Regions from separate parts of the Homo sapiens genome. Here region 1 is linked to region 2. The links are chromatin loops, found by intact Hi-C in ENCODE. Cell type or tissue: heart left ventricle. All regions are shown on one strand.

Region 1 (2,500 bases), 170 kb after region 2:
AGGACAATCTACTCAGCTAGAAACCATATAAAAAGACTGGCTTGTCCCTACATCCTTCCTAATAGAATAAAAAGTGTAATTTCAAAATATTATAATTTATCAAAACATAATTTAAAACAGAATCAACTACTAGGCCAATATATAGGCTTTCAAAAGAAGGTAGCTACCTCCTAAATTTTTCTCACATAGAAAAATGGCATCAAATGTTAATGGTATCAACATGAAATTCTACAGATCAAAACTTTTTGAGGTAAAATTAAAGGCTTTAGGCTTTCTCTGAAATAAGGTAACGGCCTTGGGAGAACAGTGGTTGAGTGTTTAAAAAGGTAACATGTTTAAAAAGTCTAATATGTCTTGGCAATGTCAAGTTTCCGATACATAAAATGTATCTTTGTTGTGATCATAAATAATATCAAAGAAATCCAATCTCAGGAAAAAATAATCAAACTTGAGAATACTCTAACAAAGAATTCTCTCCTTCCCATAAGAGTGGGGAGGTATCTAGTTTTTTTTTTTTTTTTTGAAGCCTTAGGTCACTAAAAATATAAATGTGAAAATGTCTGCCATAATTCATTTATTCTGCAATTCCACAATCTATATGCACAAAATTACCACATGATAGTCCCATACATGCATTAATTCCAATAGAGAAGAAGTGCAAAGGGAGTCCACTCCAAACAATTAATTATACTGCTTTAATTTTTATGTTGCATTTTCACACATTATCTCATTAAATACTCAAAATTACCTAGTCAAGTTGAGTATTAAGTGAGATAATGTGTGAAGTTGCTAAAAATTAGCCCTATTTTAAGGTTAAACTATTTGCCAGGTCACACAGCTGGTGGAAGAACCGTGACTCAAAGCCTGAACTTACCTCAACTATCATCCTCCCTCCAGTTTCTCATAACTGTCTCCATACACCACAGCATTTTACCAGGTACTCCTATTTTGGTAGAAAGTCAAACAGTGCAAGTATCAATTTAAATCCACCTTGTAAAATTACGATATTATCATTTTTACTGAAATTTTTTGGTAAATCACATTGACCATCATATTGAGTCAGAATACTATTAAATGTCTGAATACTTGTGTATTTAACTCAGTGGAAGTTTTGTCTTATTTTGTTAAATTATGTTAAATGAAAAATTTCAAACTAAAATATGAAACTATTTAATAAATACATAGGTAATTGTGTTGCTGATTGGCCTGCATAGTGTCCTTTGGTATCAGAAATGACACGCTCCTCCATACAACAGTTCGGCTAAGACTTTACCTTGCCATCTTGAAAGCAATAGCCTTGTTACAGCCTGACATGGTAAATCTCCAGAGTACAGTTCTTAAATAATGAATTTCAACAGAAATGAAATGTAGTCTATTGTACTAGCCCTTGATCCTCAAGATATACTTTAAAATAACTTGTGAAACTTTCCACACACAGATACACACACACACAAAACCACACATAACACACATGCATACACACCCAGGCCCAGTCCCCTTGGACCACTGAATCAGAATTTCCAAAACAGGGTCCCAATATGTGTACTTTTTAAGAACTCCACAGGGGATTCTGTTTAAGAGTCAAAATTCAGAAGCACTCCTAGGAAGTGTAACATTTGTTTCCTCTGACAATTTTTAAGAATAATATTTTATGGCATTGTAGGAAAATGATGCTGAGCAATATCTCTAAGGATTCTAGACGATGCTCCCTCTTAATATTTCCAATCACACCACCTGCAATAACCCTAACTTTTCCAGCCTCTATTTTAATTTGTTAAAATAAATGTGACACCTACAGAATTTTAGTAATAAGATTAAGACAGCCCCAACCTTTGAGTGTCCCTTTAACAAACAAGGTATAATTGTAAAGGATAGCCTCTTTCTAAATATTTAAGGCCCCTTGTAGAAATGCTAAGTGGACATTATTTAAAGACTAAGGTACACAGAAACCTGACACACTCACTTTTAATAGGGAGGTAGACTGTTGTTTATTTAGCTTTTGAAATCAATCCTAAATTTGGCTTTATGGAACCAAAAAAGTCTAGCTTTAAATTAACAGACTGCCTTCTATTGTCCAAGGGATAATTTGAACTTCACTGAGACATGTCTATGAATGGAAATAAAAATAACTCACATTAAACTCTAAGTACTTCCCCACACGCAATTCACTTGCCACAAGGCCCATTGTTCCGTGCGTGGCTTTTAAGCAGCCTGTAGGAAATTTTCACTGAAACAATTTCCCATAACCAAGAAAAGGAAGGCCAAAATGATTTCACTCAAAACAAATAAAACAAAACACAAAACACAAAAAATCAAAAAGCTTCCTAAGCTTTCAGCATCTAGGGTATTAAAAGCAGCTCTGTCAGGGTAGCAGGAATGGGAAATGGGAGGTTCCCATAATACTCTAAAATTCTGTGGCTTTAATTTTAGCTCACTTTCCTCCTGCACTTCTAAACAAAAATCGACTCCAGATGAGTCTTTCTGTTCACAGTTCTACATG
Region 2 (2,500 bases):
TGATATATAAAATTCAGTTGTGGTCAAAATTGTTTTATTCCTTGATTGTGGTATTTGGAAACCTCTCCTCTAACTTTCCATAATAAATAGCAAAATATTACTTTCCATTTTCTCTCTCAATGAAAACACCACTTTCTACAATAGTTGCTTCTTAAGGGGGTGGAATGCACAAAAATATCTACTTTTTGTAATGTTACTTAGCAAAACAAGAATAGACATTTTCCTCACTTAAAAAGTTTTTACTATACAGTAATATAATACCCAGTTTGAGAAAAATCAGAAATATTATTCTGATCCTATGAAATGTGATGGTTATTCAACAGCTCCCACATTGCTTAATAAAGAAACAGAAAATTGCCCAGAATTAGAAACCACTAAGCCAATTAAAGTTGCCAGGGTAAAACTGAAAAAAAAAAAAATTATCCACATTATAAATATCTTAGAATACTTTTCTTTCTTTCTTTCTTTTTTTGGTTAACATAAAAAGATTTCATTACTTGCAAAGGCTTATATAAATAAAATTAAAACAACATCACCAATTTGCTTTTATTATTTCAGTGCATTTAGATATTTCAAAATGCACCTTTGTTTTTTGGCTGAAAGAATTCCCCACCCTTTTTTTTCTTTTTTTCTACAGAAGTACCCTACACTGTCCAAAATATGTAGTCCTGTTCAACAGCTAAAGAACTCTTCTCCTCCTCCCTCTCTAATTTGGCTTCAAGTCAAGGCTGTTTTTCTCATTCCAACTGTTTTGGACATATGCTGGCCCAACTAACAATGGTAAACACAGCAAGCTGTCTCTGATATGATGCTGATTAAGTAATCTTGTGAGCAAGTAGAGTTTGGATATTAAGATGCTGAGGAAAAAATTACTCACAGAAATTCTCTACCCTTTGAAAAATATTTGGATTCTTGATTTTACATTATATGATAAACAAACCATGGGATATTTTTTAAAAAATACATTTATTTGGCTGAGCACAGTGGCTCACGCCTGTAATCCCAACACTTTGGGAGGCTGAGGCGGGCGGACCACCTGAGGTTGGCAGTTTGAGATCAGCCTGACCAACGTGGAGAAACCCCGTCTGTACTAAAAATACAAAATTAGCTGGGTGTGGTGGCGCATGGCTGTAATCCAAGCTACTCGGAAGGCCAAGGCAGGAGAATCCCTTGAACCCGGGAGGCAGAGGTTGCGGTGAGCCAAATTGTGCCACTGCACTCCAGCCTGGGCAACAAGAGTGAAACTCCGCCTCAAAATAATAAATAAATAAATAAATAAATAAATAAATAAATAAATAAATAAATAAAATACATTTATTTGATGCTGGCTTAGGCATTTGAAATATGAAAGAGCCTAAGATGTGGTCATTACATTCATGGATTTTCCAGTTTAAAATAAGGGCAAGTAGAGGAAACAGTGGAAGCCCAAAGATGAGCTTAAAATAACATTCTAAAGACATTGCTTCATCTTACAGAAAAATAAAAAGGTATAAAATTGAAATTTTGAGGACTTTGAATAGTGTTTCAATAAAATCTAATGGTAAAATGTTAATACAAAAGTAGTCTCTTAACGAAAAGGAATAGGTATAGAGGCCCAATGTCAATCATAAGCATGTGGTACAAGATACTTGGAAGAAATATAAACATTATAGTGCATATTATTCCTATTTAGAATAAAAAAATAAAAATGGACATCTTCTATCCTGTTTTTGAATATTAGAATTGCGCACTTATTTTTCATTTAGCTTAGACTGCTATATACCAGCTTCCTCTCAGTATGCAAATAGAATAGATAAAACCAAACTGTAAAATAAAGCCAGGAATACAAATTGTCTTTTAAAAAATACTTGGAAGCTTAATAGAAATAAGCAAGCCCCAAAAAAAGGGATTACCTCACACTTGATAAAACTGTAATTTCTCATTTATTTATCAATAAAGCTCTTACTGGGTTAGTACTACCTATAATTTGACAGACATAAAATCAGGACAGATTAATTAATTTATAGCCATGGACAATTTTTTTTTTTCAATTGTATGGTTGCAACTGTACTGTTTCCTTGTTTCTAAACTATGCAGGCCTTGAACATAGAAAGATGAGGAGAATAGTCATTGTTGTCAAAAAATTTACAATCTGGCCGAGTGCGGTGGCTCACACCTGTAATCCCAGCACTTTGGGAGGCCGGGGCGGGCGGATCATGAGGTCAGGAGCTCGAGACCATCCTGGCCAACATGGTGAAATCCTGTCTCTACTAAAAATACAAACAATTAGCTGGGCGTGGTGGCACACACCTGTAGTCCCAGCTATTTTGGAGGCTAAGGCAGGAGAATTGCTTGAACCTAGGACAGCAGGGTTGCAGTCAGCCAAGATTGTGGCATTGCACTCCAGCCTGGAGACACAGCAAGAATCCGTCTCAAAAAAAAAAAAAAAAGCAGCAAATCAACATGGTACATGTATACCTATGTAACAAACCTGCATGTTGTGCACATGTACCCTAGAACT

The links. Hi-C counts contacts between places; a loop is a spot of excess contacts. Peaks named below come from ENCODE experiments on the same cell type or tissue, not always from the same donor. Only the 100,000 strongest peaks of a DNase experiment are listed, where the experiment ranks them.
Region 1: it touches region 2 in a loop (2.2-fold over the local background); 3 of 110 quality-filtered maps call a loop at or near these places.

The regions. Positions count from the first base shown.
Region 1 is chr7:18,393,558-18,396,057 of GRCh38, reverse strand. It overlaps a transcript of HDAC9 not described here. Among named protein-coding and RNA genes, the nearest start is that of HDAC9, 100 kb to the left of the region's middle. In heart left ventricle, no CTCF peak of the experiment used is centred here; no DNase peak of the experiment used is centred here; H3K27ac peaks cover 190 bases.
Region 2 is chr7:18,563,768-18,566,267 of GRCh38, reverse strand. The region is part of intron 2 of HDAC9 (histone deacetylase 9); the gene reads right to left. Among named protein-coding and RNA genes, the nearest start is that of HDAC9, 69 kb to the right of the region's middle. In heart left ventricle, no CTCF peak of the experiment used is centred here; no DNase peak of the experiment used is centred here.